Regions from separate parts of the Mus musculus genome. Here regions 2, 3 and 4 are each linked to region 1. Evidence: chromatin loops called from intact Hi-C (ENCODE). Cell type or tissue: left cerebral cortex. All regions are shown on one strand. Each heading gives the region's core, and the rest is flanking DNA. Links, peaks and the distances in the headings are about the cores only.

What was found. Peaks named below come from ENCODE experiments on the same cell type or tissue, not always from the same donor. Only the 100,000 strongest peaks of a DNase experiment are listed, where the experiment ranks them.
Region 2: a loop joins it to region 1, with 3 times the contacts of the local background. A loop is called at or near these places in 7 of 42 quality-filtered maps.
Region 3: a loop joins it to region 1, with 2.1 times the contacts of the local background. A loop is called at or near these places in 4 of 42 quality-filtered maps.
Region 4: it touches region 1 in a loop (2.2-fold over the local background); 6 of 42 quality-filtered maps call a loop at or near these places.

What each region holds. Positions count from the first base shown.
Region 1 is chr3:138,904,670-138,908,587 of GRCm38, reverse strand. No RefSeq gene overlaps it. Among named protein-coding and RNA genes, the nearest start is that of Tspan5, 160 kb to the right of the region's middle. In left cerebral cortex, for the core only: a CTCF peak has its summit at 2,042 (motif pointing right); DNase peaks (open chromatin) are centred at 1,655, 2,037 and 2,747; H3K27ac peaks cover 471 bases.
Region 2 is chr3:139,192,662-139,196,579 of GRCm38, reverse strand. It overlaps the pseudogene Gm4862. Among named protein-coding and RNA genes, the nearest start is that of Stpg2, 11 kb to the left of the region's middle. In left cerebral cortex, for the core only: a CTCF peak has its summit at 2,458 (motif pointing right); no DNase peak of the experiment used is centred there.
Region 3 is chr3:138,525,291-138,529,208 of GRCm38, reverse strand. It overlaps Eif4e (eukaryotic translation initiation factor 4E), which reads right to left and starts at 3,018. Exons shown (of 8, transcript NM_007917.4): 1 at 2,915-3,018; 2 at 1,895-1,941. The coding sequence starts at 1,912. It overlaps Mir1956 (microRNA 1956), which reads right to left and starts at 2,788; the gene lies at 2,724-2,788. In left cerebral cortex, for the core only: a CTCF peak has its summit at 2,031; DNase peaks (open chromatin) are centred at 1,127 and 1,991; H3K4me3 peaks cover 2,273 bases; H3K27ac peaks cover 1,710 bases.
Region 4 is chr3:138,799,467-138,803,384 of GRCm38, reverse strand. All of the region lies in intron 1 of Tspan5 (tetraspanin 5), which reads right to left. Among named protein-coding and RNA genes, the nearest start is that of Tspan5, 59 kb to the right of the region's middle. In left cerebral cortex, for the core only: no CTCF peak of the experiment used is centred there; DNase peaks (open chromatin) are centred at 1,034 and 2,182; H3K4me3 peaks cover 477 bases; H3K27ac peaks cover 2,364 bases.

The sequences.
Region 1 (3,918 bases), core at 727-3,226:
TTCCAGTTTTACCTTCCCATGCTGGGTCCCCTACAACCCTTCCCTGGCCACACCTTCCCTTCCTGCCCGGAGTCTGGAAATCATAAGCTCCTCCTCCCGCCCCTGCCCCAGGTCTTATCTCATAGACCTCTTCCTTCTTGGAGCCTTTAGCAGTGGTTCTCAACCTGGGGTGTAAAGACCCCTTAGGGGGTCACGTATTGGGTGTTCTGCATATCAGATACTTACATTGTGATTCGTAACAACAGAATCAGAGTTATGAAGTAGCAAGGAAATAATGTAATGTTTGGCGTCACCACAGCATGAGGAGCTGTGTTAAAGGGCTGAAGTATTAGGAAGGCTGAGAGCCACTGCTGGCTTATTTGCCCCTGGAAAAATGGTAGTTCAACTCTTAACAAGTTTAAGACTTTTGGCCTGGGGTAATTCCACTTTGGTTTACAGTTCTGAAACTTTCCTGAGAGCCTGCAGCAGTGCCTGGAGTAGAATATACTTATACAACCATACGCTGTGGGGTCAAGGGACAGATGGGTTGTTGGCCCCAGTGGCTGCTTGCAACTGTTAGGGAACTACTGGGTTGTTTTGGTGACAACACAAGGAGACTGCAGAAGGCACCGATCATTTTATGGATGCGATCTTAATCATTGTAGCAGGTGGCTTTTAAGATTAAATACAGAATGCACTGCCATGATCTTAAATATAATAATGCATTCTTTATTTAACATACCCCAGAAAAGGTGGCAAGACTGGCCAGGCATAGTGGTGCACACCAGTGATTCCAGTACTTGGGAAGTGGAAGCCAGGGGAATGAGTTCAAATGCAGCATGAGTTACACAGCAAGCTGAAAGCTAACTAACCCAAGATATACACCAAGAGCCTATCTTAACAAAACTGGGACTCAGCAAGACATTACAAGAGCAGAAAGCAGACTGTTGTCATATACCGCACAGTGGTCAGCTGCCTCCAGTCAGCTGATGAGAACCTCAGGCTAGCTTCCTATCAGGAGGGTTCCCTGCACTCCGTGGACCTGAGTTTGAATCTCAGGGAATATAATATTGAAAGACACAGTTGAACCCATGATAAACTCCTAACATGTATAAGCCATGGTTTCTCCCGTCTCTAAAATCAAAGGTTGTAGCGAGAAGGTCTGAGCTTGTTGGCACAGCTCTTGGAAGCTTGATACAGGGAGATTGCTCCAAGTTTGAAGGCAGCCCGAGATACAGAACAAGGACTATCAGGCCTGTTGGAGCTAATTGATAACCTTTTGTGTTAAAGCAAAAGACCAAAACAAGATAGAAATCTTTGACCATTTCCGAAAAAGGAGATAGTAATTCTCAAATCAAAGCTAACACCACTAGATTCTCAATCAGTCTTGTTTTAACGGGAAGTCCAGGAAAGTCTGCTCCCTTTGTCCTGTACAGTCAGTGTTGAAGACCAGAGGTGCGGCTTAGGACCTGGATCATGGCTCACACAAACCCCTCCAGTGGGGATTCTATGCTCTGAGAGGGGATGCCGTTTATCATACCACCCCCACTAGGATGATAGGTGCCTGGAAGACATAGCACCCCCAGAGTGGCTGGTGAACACTTGGTGGCAGTGAATATCATCTTCTAGAAACTGCATCTGAGACGATACAGGAGGCAGGGCCAGCTTCCACCAGGCCTGCCAAACCCTGCTGCAACAAGGTAATAAAACGCCAGTGGCAAGATCAGCACCTAGATATTGATGAGAACAAGATGTCCCGTGCCTGGGTTCCCAGAACGAGACCCAGCTTTCAGGACTGTGAAGTAGGAACGCACCTACTCTTATTAAACACCTGCCCTCGGCCCATATCCATTTCCCAACGCAGATATTGATGAGAACAAGATGTCCCGTGCCTGGGTTCCCAGAACGAGACCCAGCTTTCAGGACTGTGAAGTAGGAAAGCACCTACTCTTATTAAACACCTGCCCTCGGCCCATATCCATTTCCCAACGCTGGAATGCGGCTTGCATCCATCCGCAAGGAACCTCCCTTCCAACACCAGCCAGCTGTGGTTCTCCGTGGCTGACACTAGAGGGCAGGCCACTAAAACTTTCCTGTCCTAATCGGCCCAGAAGTTCTTGGAGGTGAGGACCACATGGGTCGTTTGTTTTGCTGGACACTGGTTCTTTGTGGAACTCATGCATACCTTGTAAAACTATGTCTCCACCCGCTCTCTGACTTTTAAAGTACATTTACTTTAGCCCTTGTTTCTAGAAGTGGAGATGAAGGACCAGGGTGTCTAGCTCGGTCTAACTGGGAGGGGATGGCTCAACCTTGGGACAAAGGAAGCTGCAGGCCTCCAGAGGGAACCAATTAATTCCGAAAACCAAGAATGTCTTAAAAGCCACACTGTAATAGATTCTGCTGCTATGGCAAGTCTCTCAAAAATAAAATAAAATAATAAAATTAAAGGCTAGGGGAACATTAAGATGGTTTTGGTATCTTTAGAGTTTAGTTTCTGTCCCCTGCTTCCTGGATCCAAACATCTGATAACTGTGCCCCTAGTCATGTTTCCACTCTAAGTCACAACTCAGCCCTGCCTACAGCTACATTTGCTGTACATTAGTCTCCACTTGCTGACAGTGTCTCACAATTACCGTTCCCTGCTCCAGCTTCCTGGCCACAGTAGCCAGAGTTTATGGAGAAGTTCCCAGTCCTTCCTTGGAGGTCTGCACAGATTTCCCAAGAGAAGGAGCAAGCACCAATGTATAAATGGCAAAGCTTGCTGGGGAAGGCCTGCCAGGTCACTGGGCTCCGACCCCCATTGTTCGCCCACTGGCTTCCCAGGGCTCTTCTCCAAGAGAGCCGGAAACAGGCGCGCTGGGAGAGCCACACGCTGCAAAATGATTCCATTCCTGCCCACACAAACACCAGTCCAGAGTGAGCCAAGGCCTTTCCGAAGAAGCAAAAGCTTAGACCAGAGTAACTTCTAAGATGCTCCTGGAGGGGAGTCAGCCTGGGACCTGGGGCAGGAAGCGAACCCACAGAAATGTCAAGGGGGCTATACCCTGGGAAAAGAAACAGGAGTTTTCATCCACTCTCTGATGAGAAGTTCTGGTTTTTACTGTTCTTTTTTATGAATAGTAATTTTTAAGTATATATTACAGAAGCAATCTTTGTGGGAACCAGTAAACAATAGAAATTTTTTTTAAAAATGGTAATTTTCCCCAAAGTCCATGGTCTTTGCAAGGACAAAACTTCTGCTAGTTTTGAGCCTTGTAAACAAAGCACCATTGTAACTATAACCGCTCTGCTGCTGGCCACAGCATGGAGGGAATAACCAGGCCCCACAGCATCAGGTAAAGAGACATCAACAGGGCTTGCCCATCTTCAGTCCCCGACAAGTTTCTTTAAAATCAAAATAGGTCTGCTTTCTGTATCTGCTTTTCTTGAGGCCTTTCTCAAGTCTTAGGACACACTGTCCTGCCTGGTCTTAAAAGTGCTATGTGAAATGGAAGCTTTTCCTTACATTTGTTCTTAAAAAGTATCCTTCAGTAACACTTCACAAGAGAAAGACACTTACGCTGGTATTTTCCAGCAGGTTAACATGACAGTTTCCAGGGGCTGCTGGCAATTACTTTCTTATAAAAGCTGTAACTTTTATCTAGGTCCACTGTGTATTAAATGTTCATAAAGCTTAAGCATATATATGTATATGTGTACGTGTATATGTACACACACACACACACACACCAGAATGGCAGGGTCAGGGTCTGGGATCTGTGTTTTGTAATGTTCCCAAGGCATCTGAAACAAATAGAGGACAGTCCTTGAGACAGAGAACACCTACTTGCTGTGTCTGCCCACGTTTAGCAACTCAGAGGCTTAGCCCCTTACATCCACAAATTTCCCCTCCCTTCCGGGACTGATTGGTGTTTCTAAAAATCAATGTGTAGTCTC
Region 2 (3,918 bases), core at 931-3,430, 290 kb before region 1:
ACAACTGTAATCTGAAGAATATGTTGATAACATATCTTTTTTTAACCTGGATATAGAAAAATTCAACTGAATTCCAAGAGTAACTGGTGTTGGATGATTATCTACCATCACAAACCTTAAAAGAATACAGGATATTTCATAGATCCATAGACATTAACAGACTATTGTTGGTGCAGGTTCTAAAGGCATAAGCAATTCAATGACAAGGAACTAATAAAAGTCATGGAATGGCATATGGTGACTATTTCAGTGGAAATTAAACCCAAATAGGTCTAATAATGAGCACAAATTGTGTTCATATGTCTTATGCATTTAACTAAGTAGCTGCACTTTTTTTTTGTTTTACAAAGCTAATTCTTTTAAAACAATTTAACATTTGACAAGAACTGTGATGCACTTGCACAGCTGGGTTGTTTGTCTTTTTCTGTTTCTTATTTTTGTTGTTTTTGTTTTTTAGGTGCCCAAATTTATCTAGGTTAGCTTCAACCTATAAGGTTTTTCTGTTTGTTTGTTTGTTTGTTTGTTTGTTTGTTTGTTTGGGTTTGGATGGAGGTGTGTGGATTAAGACAGTCTCTCTTTGTAGATCTGACTGGCCTGGAACTTACTGTGTAGACCAGGTTGGCCTGAAACTCAGAGACGCACCTGTCTCTGGAGTACAAGGATTAAAGACATGAGCGTCCACACCTGGCTGCCTAAGTTTTCTTTCTTTCTTTCTTTCTTTCTTTCTTTCTTTCTTTCTTTCTTTCTTCCTTCCTTCCTTCCTTCCTTCCTTTCTTTCTTTCTTTCTTTCTTTCTTTTTGTAAACAATCTTTTTATTAGATATTTTCTTCATTTACAATTCAAAAGCTATCCCGAAAGTCCCCTATACCCTGCCCCTGCCCTGCTCCCCAACCCACCCACTCCCGCTTACTGGCCCTGCTGTTCCCCTGTACTGGGGCATAGAATCTTTGCAAGACCAAGGGCCTCTCCTCCCAATGGTGGTCGATTTGGCCATCTGCTACATATGCAGCTAGAGACTTGAGCTCAGGAGGTACTGGTTAGTTCATATTGCTGTTCCTCCTATAGGGTTACAGACCCCTTCAGCTCCTTGGGTACTTTCTCTAGCTCCTCCATTGGGGGCCCTGTGTTCCATCCAATAGATGACTGTGAGCATCCACTTCTGTATTTGCCAGACACTGGCATAGCCTCACAAGAGAAAGCTATATCAGGGTCATATCAGCAAAATTTTGCTGGCATATGCAGTAGTGTCTGGGTTTGGTGGCTGATTATGGGATGGATCCCCAGATGGGGCAGTCTCTGCGTAGTCCTTCCTTCCATCTCAGCTCCAAACTTTGTCTCTGTAACTCCTTACATGGGTATTTTGTTCCCCATTCTAAGGAGGGACAAAGTATCCACACTTTGGTCTTCCTTCTTCTTGAGTTTCGTGTGTTTTGCAAATTATATCTTGAGTATTCTAAGTTTCTGGGCTAATATGTTCATAGCAGCCTTATTTATAATAGCTAGAAGCTGGAAAGAACCCAGATGTCCCTCAATAGAGGAATGGATCCAGAAAATGTGTTACATTTACACAATGGAGTACTACTCAGCTATTAAAAACAATGAATTTATGAAATTCTTAGGCAAATGGACGGATCTGGAGGGTATCATCCTGAGTGAGGTAACCCAATCACAAAAGAACTCACATGATATGCACTCACTGATAATTGGATATGTTTTCTTTCTTTAAACATGAAAACCAGGTTTTCAGAAGTAATCAAACAAGTCTAAATGTAAACGAATCCGTGCCTAGACAAAGGACCAAAGCTTTATGTCGATTTTAGATGCTAGAAAAATAAAAATAAAAGTCCCCCCCCCCGTTTCTCCTAATGTAACCAAATAACAATTTTTCTCCTCCTGTAAAACACAAACAAAACTGATTCTAGTGGTCTCAGGAAATGGCCTGTAGTGGTCATGTGGTAGCCTAGTCAAGGTAAGGAAGTCAAAGACCTCAACCACACAGCTGTCTTCTTCCCTGTCCACCATGAGCCACCAAGAATCTCACTACCTAGTGATCTTCATCGCACAGTCTTATTACTACTTTACATGAATACAATCCAGAGAATAGGTGGATTCACACTCAATAAAGCACATCTTAGAAATACCTAGAATGTATACACTAATACACACTAATTCCTAGGGACTAGAATACACTCTTGCAGAAATGGCTTCTAATTCTGTTTTCATTTTTGTGCTTGTGGGTTTTGTTTGTTTGTTTTTTAGTTTTATAAACTTTATCATAAAAAAACTTGAAAATAAAGGAAAAAAACACCCAAAAAAGCTAATCACACCCTAAATTTATACTATACACCAGACAAATAAATTTCTAGATTTGTTGTAAACATTTAATATTCTACAAACTTAAACACTCTTTAAAACCCACAAGGATTTTTTTTTTTTTAGTAAAGATCACTAGGTGGCACAATTTCACCAGTTTAGGCTAATAAATTTTCTCTGTCTTATTAAGTTTATATAAAATAACCTAGATTTTATAATTCCATCTAAGCAATTGAAATTTATATAATATTTTTGCAAGCTATCAAGGACACATAAAGATCCTGTCTCACAAAGAACAAGAACAGCAAATGCTTTCTAAAGCAGCATTGCCCATTCTTGTGACCTATGTGATTTCCACACTGGCTTACAAGGCTAGGAAGGTACAGAATGCGAACATGCCGTCCACCAACTGCATCCTCAGATACTTGCCAACCCTCGGATCTGGGCGTGGCTTTATGAACAAGGGAATGTGTGGTCAAACCATTGGTTCTGATGAGTGCATTAACCTCACTTAAATGATGCAGAAGAGATTCCATGGAAAACAAAGTCAAGAAAACAACTGCACTGGCTCGTGCTAAGAAGAAAGTATTTCTCTGCTCTAACGAGATTCCTATTGGAACTAATCGAAGGACTGAGAGGTTGAGAACACACTACAGGGAATATGATTCCTTTTTCCTCAGCCCTTGTGCTTACCAAGTAACAGCAAACACTGTCATATTGTTTTTAACACAAATTTTTAAAATGTAGGGGTTAAAGAGATGGTTCAATGGTTAAACAAGCACTCGCTGTTCTTGCAAAGAACCTAGGTTCCATTCCCAGCACCCATATGGCAGATCACATCCATCTGTAATTCCATTTGCCCCTCTTCTGACCTCTCTCTGACACCGTGCATGCACATAGTATATAGAAAAATATGCAGGCAAGGCACTCATAGACATACAAGTAAATATATCTATAAAATAAATAAAAATAGTGAAGTTAGTTTTAATTTTTTAAAGTAATTGACAATATATTTCAAATACTCCTTGTTTGATATGCTTATTCTTGAATATAAAAATGGCAACTCTAAAACCAGATGAATAATTGAAATAATAAAAAACAGACTTCTTTGTAAGACATAAGAGTTTATTAACTGTTAATTTGAATCAACTATACATTTTAATAATATTGACATATCATAAAGACTATAATGTAATGATGCGGAATAGTGGCACCATTGATAAATGCTTAAAATGAGGTATTAGGAGTAAGAGCCTAGAAGTCTGAATTATTTTTGCCTTACTGCATAAGATGGCTATACCAAATGTGACCTAAATTTTCTCATATTTAAAAATTAAAAAGAAATAGTGCCTAGACAATGGAAAATAATAGAGGTTGACCAGATTTCATATCCATTTAACCTTTAAGTTGTTATAAGTATCATGTTTGTAGGAAAAGTCCCAGATCTGTCTAATGTGTTCACTATCACTTCATTTCTTGGAAGTATTTATAGTTCAGAAAGTTTAACTGCTCTTAGGCTTCATTTTGGCACATAAAGTAGTTATCAACCAAATAAGGGGGCAGTATACCTCACCTGGACCAAATTCTGCCCTGCCTCCAGCTCCT
Region 3 (3,918 bases), core at 819-3,318, 380 kb after region 1:
CCAGACACTGACGAGGAACAAAGCACAGACCACATTTAATATAACTTTGTATCCTAGATATCACTCTGTACCCACCCAAAACTATCAGCAACTCCTAAGTACTGACTCAGAACAAAATCCAATGACTACATTGTGGCTTTAGCACAATCCAAGACTTAAGTGGAACTGAGATGTCATAGAACACATTGCTGTTTATTGCTTAGCTTTGCCTCTATTATTATCTGTAATATTTTCCTCTAACACTGGTAGAGAAAAGTAGAAGATTCAATCAGGAGACAGGAGAACTTGTCAAGAGTCTAGGTTACATTTAAATGCTTCCCCTCTTGCTCTTACATTGATATTCTAAAGTTAATTTCACCAACAACTTATGATGCAGTTTTGCAAAATGCCAGGAAAACTGATGTCAATAAAGAACAAGTAAATCATGTCTCCACTCCCAAAAAGTTGTCTTGAATTTTGCCAAGATAAGGCCATTTTGCAAACATATCAAATTATTCATATTCAGTCTATCGGTGAGTTTTAAAACATCTGGCAAAGGTGTTCTACAGAGGTTTCTGGTTGCTAGTCTATGCCTTTATGCGCCTGAGACTTTCACACATGTGTGACATTCCTTAAAAAAAAAAAAAAAAACCTGCGATGGATGGCCAGTGAGCCAGCTGCTGGCAAACCCAAACCATGACAGAAGAAAAAAAAAAAAAAAAAATCACCACCTTCGGGCTACCGGAGTTACGCCGTGATGCTCTATGTGCATCTTGCTTCAATTAATTTCAAAATAGCGCTTTCATTAAGAGGGAAGCAGTATAAAGTTAAGAAGGAAACATCAAATGGAAAAGCAAATGCTGATGAGCTTAAGTGATGGTTCGAGAAAAGCGCCTGAATCTCGATCCTCGGGACTCTAAAAGCTGTCCTCTGACCTCCACTCGCAAGTCGCGGCTCGCGCCACTGCCCCCACCATGCTTTAAAAAAAAATGTTTTTTCTTTTAATTTAAGAAAAGGTAATCTTGAAAGTTCCTATTTCTAAAATTAAGTGTTCGTTGGCTATCTCCCAGACGATCTGGTGGTGGCTTAAGAGCGGAAGAATCTACCCGGTCCTCGGAGGCGTGCGCGCTGCGCCCCGAGGATGAATGAATGGAAAGCCCGGCGCGTGTGAAATGCAGGTCTCCGGCCAGCCGACCCGCGGCGGCGATCTGTAGGCCTCGCTCCTCCCCCTTCCCTCCTCCATGACAGCCCCGTCCCGGCGTGGAGGGGCCAGGACAATGTGATCCCCACCTCAGCCGGCCCCTGTCCCCGGCGCCGGGAGGTGCGCGACACGACCCCTGAGCATGCTCCCCTACTCAACGCCACGGCCCCCGGCTCCCCGCGGGACGCGCCCGCCCAGCTCCCGCGCGCCCACCGGTGGGCTCCGCCAGCCCACCCTCCTCCGCAGCTCCAGAGCGCGGCCCGCACGAGGACCCCCGGCGGCGGGTCGCCGGCGACGGCGAGGCGCCGCTGCCTCGGGCTCCCTCTCCGGCTCTCTCGGGCCGGCTCGCCGCCCACCAGCCACGGTGCCCGCTAGGAGCCGCCCGCCCCACGCCCCCCCGAGACCCCGGGACCCCACGCCGATCCCCGCGCCCGTGTCCCGAGCCGCCCTCCGCCCGCCGCATCGCGGCCCCGCGCGGCGCCCCTCCCCCCACCGCCCCGGTGCCCGGGCCCCCACACGGCGTGTGCGCTCCACGCTGCCGCCGCCAGCCTCCCGGCGCCGAGGCTGCCCGCCGAAGGTCAGGCCGGGGGCGGGCAGGGACCGGACGCGGCGGGAGGCGCCGTGCGCGCCGGTAACGCCGTCCTGCGGGAGTCCCTGAGCGGAGGAAGCCGGAGCGCGGGGAGCTCGGGGGTGGGGGCCGAAGGCAATACTCACCGGTTCCACAGTCGCCATCTTAGATCGATCTGATCGCACAACCGCTCCTGAAGGGGGGGCGAGAGGAAAAAAATGAGATTCAAACCGGATTGGCCGGCTCCTGCCCACGTGACGGACGTGTCCGTTTGGCCCTAGCGGCGCCTGCGCAAGACTGCAGCTGCTTGGGGAAGGAGAGGCTTCTGGGAAGTGGAGTCTTTTTTTTTTTTTTTTTTTTTTTTTTTCTTAAGGCAAGAAGTTTTTTTTTTTCTTCCAAAAAAAAAAAAAGTGATCACGTGGTCGCTGGCGAGGGTGCGTGGCTCCCGGCGCCGCGGGCGCTTCCTGCCGAGTTGGATTTAGGCCTCTGCTGGGCAGCGGGCAGAGCTCCGGTTGCACTCACTGCGGGGCATTCCTGCTGTGCCTTCTGTCGCCCAGTCCTCCCATCTTTCCTAGAAGGTTGAGAACTGCAGGCTCAGCACACGCAAGAAGGCTTCATTTGCTTAGCTGAGGTCCTAAGACAAGTTGCTTTTTATTTAGTTTTTCTTTTCGCCTCCCACCATTTTCTCTTGGTTTCTGAAAGAGGCGGCGATGGAGAGTCGTTGATGTGGTCTGCGTCTCCCCAGTCCCCGGTCCACTAACGCGGGTGGTCCCTTGCTACCATCGCTGCCCAAGCGGGTGGGCGGGCTTGCCCCACGGTACCCTCTCACTCGTTTGGGGAAGGGGAGTGCACGCGTCGGCTTTTCCTGTTCCCAGTCCTGAGATGAAGGCGTCAGGGGTGAATCTTGCTGGACGTGAAAGTTTGGAAGTTCTGTCCAATCGGTTCCAGTATTCTGCTTGGACGTGGACGGAAATAGCCTACGTCCAGGTGCCAGCCAGGGAAGCCACTCGGGGCTCCGCTGACTCAGCCCTGGACTGAAGGTCAGGAGTCGTTAAACCGGGTCAACTATGACTCTTGACGTTGACTCATACTCCTTAGGCGAGTGACTTAATACGCTCAGTGCCTCAACTTTTTCATTTATGAACCAAAGATGATAATACACTTACCTCACAAGGGTGTGCTGTGGTAAGGACTGTAACCAGCTTTGAAAACGCTTCGGAATCTAGAAGCAAGCGCGTGCCTTCCTTAAGGACCAGCTCCCTCCGCCTCCGCTGCTGTTTTAGCAATCTTGCTTCTTGACCCTGGGTCTTTTGAAGCGCAGGATGGCCTTGAACTTGAGGTATAGGGGAGGATGGCCTTGAACTGTCGATCCTCCTGCTTCCACCTCCCCCCCACAAAGTATCGGGATTACTGGCGCGTGCTGGGCGTGGGGGTGGGTTGGGAGAGCACTTTTTTGCTGAGATAGGGATGGAACTCAGGGCTTCCTGAGCGCTAGGCAAGCACTCTACCAACTGAGCTATATCCCCAAGCCTTAACAGTGTCTTAAAATTTTCTTTTCTTTACTTTGTTGCGTACACCGATGCAGTTTTAAAGGGAATGTAGCTGCTCTCAACAGAAACTTCGTGTTCATGAACTTATGTTCATAACAACTAACAAACAGAACTGGCATGCTACATTTTCTTCTAAGTTACCAGGCCGTCAAAGCACTGTTGGGTAAAGTTCCTAATGAGGGAGCCAGGATCTCATGGCTTCCACGCAGCTTAAAAATGTTACCGCCAGGAAAAGCAGTGTAAGCAGGCTATCTCGTGTCTGCCTCTCCATGGCATTGCTGTTGTCCAGAGCTGTGTCATAGCTATTATTGAGTACATAATGGATGCTTGGGTTGACTAACACATAATTGAGGCTGTGTAAGAACTCAAAGCCAGTGCCTGCTCGTGTTTTTGTTTACCAGGATGGCAGAAGTGATTTTAAACGAAAGCTTCTGTTTAAGTTGGCGTGAGTAGATTCTCAAGTAGACATAGCTCTATGAACTAAACACATAGGTGAATTTCTATGTACAAATCTGTTAACACTAACCAAAGTAATTATAATTGACCCCTTATTTTCTGTTGTCTGTAAAGTGATGTCTGGTTAATTTCTATGAGAAGACAGCATTAGGGTGCTGAGTTGT
Region 4 (3,918 bases), core at 736-3,235, 110 kb after region 1:
CTGCAGTACGCAGGACAGGTACAGTACAGAAGCACCCCGGTGCTCTGACATGGGCCATAAGCTTTCTAGTCCTCTGCAGTGTCCTCCCGCAGGTGATCCTATGCTCATACGGTGGGGATCCGATGCAAGGCCTCAAGGCATGCAGCACCACCGCCATGCCCTCACCACGCCCTTTGCCAGCCATCCTGTCTTGTCCTGTCGCTCAGCCTGCTCCTGCCTACTCTGCAGACTGGTTAGTCTATCTCAGTCCTTTGAGAGACCCTTTATTTTCCTGTTTTGTGAAACCAGTATGTCTCAAAAAGTTAAAAAGGAATTAACTTCCTCGTGGGCCCACAGGATGAAAGAGGTAAAGAGGCGTTCTGTCTCCTAAGACTTTGCTGAGCCTTTTTAAAAAAAAACGAGCCAAATGCGCCAATGTCACACGACTGCAGAGGATCACAGGAATCTGTCCCTGCCATATGTCTCGCCGAGCAAAGAAAGGGCAGCGTTGGTGTTAACTTCAATTTTCCAAAAATGCTACAGCCCCGCGCTTCACTCTCCAAGCCTGTCATTTCTTAAGACGAACCTTGGGGTTGCCGGCTGCCAACTTTCACAGACTCCCTTCTCCTGCCTCTTGCTTTGAATATGTTTAATATAGTCTCTTCTCTCTTTCCACGGGCCTCCCATTTATTTCTGTTTACTGATATGAAAAATCTTACATATTTCCTATCCTTCCCAGTACTCGGAAATAAAGAACAGAGCAGATTAAACAAAGGAGAAGTGGAAAGCAAATAAAATCCAGTTATGCTTAGATTCAGTCCCCTGAGGCATCTTGATGTGCCCTAAAGGGCTTCAAGGAGGGAAGCCACGGCTTTACCTTGGTACATGGGCCCCTAAAAGATGCAAATACTGTCTCTCTAATATGAGCTCTCAGATAAGGTCACTGAGTGTGTCATCAGTCACAGTTTACACTCGTGGAGAGCTTTGTTTTCTAAAGATGTCTTCATGTCTGTCACGTGCCATACCATTCTTCGGGTGAGAAGATAGATTACAAACTGTAGACGGTGCCTAGAAAGTACCGTGACATTGTTCCCGTGGGAAAGCAGATCCAGGACAGGTAGAGTGATGTAAGAAGGCAGCGCTGTTGAGACTAGAGTCACACCCCAGGACCCTCTCAATGTTCCCAACATAGGAAGAGAGTTTCCCAGGATCGACACGGGCTGCAACCCAGACCCAAGTCATCTTTAGCACCAGACAGCTGTACACCAGAACACCAAGTTCCCGCATAGCAAGCAGAGCCAGCAAGCTGGAATAAACACACCTCACTCGCTTCACTGTATTTTAGGGTCAACTAGGCTCCTGGAAGTAAGCTCAATCCTGCTCCCAATGCGGCTGAGCCCCCAAAGGTGGGTGCTTACAGGCAGGGTCACCGCCTCAGCACAGAGGCCGGAAACACTCTGGCTTTCTTTCACTTATGGCTCTGACGATGGCTCTACCAGACAAAGGAAGAGAAAGCATCATTACCAGACAACTTAATTCCCTATAAACACCAATTTTCTGTAATTGGCCAGGGGGTGAGGGGTGTCTTTCTTGCTCCTTGGCAGGATTTCTTCGCATTTGCTGGATAATTGTTTCCTTTCTCCCACTGCCTAGATCTGCACCCAGGGACCAGGCTGCTGGCCACTTATAGGGCACCAGAAATAAGTCCGAAGCTGGAACACCAATAATACAATTAAGCTTTTAAAAAATACTTATCATGATCCCCCAAAATTTCATCACTTTGTGATAAGTATAGATAGGAGTTTTCTTATTTGTAGAGCAGAACAAAATACAGTGCATGTCTCATCAGATGGGACAATATTGCTTGCTACCGATGTGTGGAGGGGATATCACTGTGGGAGCCCCCCCCCCACCTTCTACTCACCCCCCACGCCTTTCCTACCGACCTGCCAAGTTATTTCAATAGCACATCAAGCTCCATTTCCACAGTCAAATCTCCTCCCTGTGTCTGCAATCACAGGTAATGAGCCTCCAGTGAGCGCATTTACTCGGAGCCTGGCAGCCATGGTCTGTGATTCTAGTCACATGCCTGTGTATTAAACTGACGTGCAGAGCAAACCAGGAAATGAAGGGACACTGTCCCCATCTCAAAAAGGCTGTGCTGCTAACAAAGCAGCACCTGTGACTGCAAATTATTCTGGCCTTGTTCCCTCCGCGTCCCCTGGATTTATAAAATGAACAGGGCGTTACCAGACATCACAAGGCGTTACCAGGCAGTCGGCTCGGCTCCACGGCAGCTGGTCCAAAGCCAGCTTCCCAACAGAGAAGGGTTTACAAAGGCCTACCACACTCCCTCATCACATCTAATGTTCTAGACATCCCTCTGCAGTGATTACTTGCCCTCTGGCTGTGACAAAGTACCTGATAAAGCAACTTAAGGAAGGGGGCCCTTATTTTGGCTCACAGATACTGGGTGATGTCCATTCTATCAGAGAGTCACAGCGGCAGAAGCCCGAGGCAGCTGGCCTGGTTGCATCTGCTGTCAGGAAGCATAAAGAGACTTGCTCCCTCTCAGTTCACGGTCTCCTTTTTATTGACTGTTAGGTGGGTCTTCCCATCTTAGTAAACCTCACCCAGAAAACCCCTCACAGACACACCCAGAGATTTGTCGCCTAGGCGACCGTAAACCTCATGGAAGTTGACATGGCTAAGTATCACACCCTGTGAAATGGCATTCTCAACTCAGAGCTGAGTTCCTCAAGCTCACAAAATAAGCTATCTCCCCAAAAACAGAGGGTTCCTCAGGGCCCTGATGGGCAGAACACCCAAGCCTCCTGACCTACACCACATCCCCAAGAGGGCCCGGGCTCCATCAGCCCAGATGTCAGCACTGAGGGGGTTAAAGGTGATCGTCAAGAAGCTGGGCCAGAACTGCCTGTTCTTTCTGATCTGCTTTTTCTAGGAAAAGGGCAAGTCCAGGCCACCAACCGTAGGGTAGACCACATACAGCCTGGCCCTAGACCCGAACACACTATCACACCCCAGTCCCCTCCCCTCAAAAACTCAATAGCCCACTTTAATGCACACTCAGTCCTAAGCATGCAAAAGACTGGTACCTTCAGAAACATAATTACCTTTTATTATTTTAGATTTGTTGTGACGACAGATCACTGTGAAATTTTGAGGTCTTAGACCATGAGTTTAAGTAGCTGACTCCACAGGACCTGGAGGAGGAGGAGCGAGGGGGCGGGGGGGGGGAGGATAAAGAATAGGCGCTACCACACGGGACACAGGTGGGTGACACCAGATTTCCAAACCCAAAGTGCTTATCAAGTAGCAATTTGCTCCCACACTTCACTACCCTCGCTCTGGGCAGGCAGGCACCCGCATTCTGTCCTACCCAGTTTCTGCCATGCACAGTATGCTTTCTCTTCATTGGGTCTGCCTGCAAAGGACCGGGAGCCCATGTTCTAAGTTCAAAGGCAGAAGGGACGGGAACTGCAGGCTGATTTAACATAAAAGAATCAGGACAACAGGAAAGGACAAAGGAGTATGCCAAAAACAGAGCTCTCTTCTGCTGTTATTTATACTTTTGAAACAATGTAAGTATGAAGCTTGCCAAAGAGGTACAGGAAAATCCTGGGAAAACATGCACTTTAAAATGGTCTCCAAAGCCCTCTGAAAATAATAGAATCCAGAAGTTTGTTTAGAGAGAATTAAAATGGAGTGATAGCCTGAGCATATGAACAGTTCCCCGTTTTGCACAGATTATAATCTAAAACGTCACTTTTACATGCTTTGAAACTTGAACTCCTTCCTACCGATAAAAAAAGCTATAATTGATAACAAAATTTATAAGGAGTTGCCTTACATTTAAACATGAGCCTTTAAAAAAATACTTTGATATACAACTCACTTAAAATCCACTCCTGTTGCATG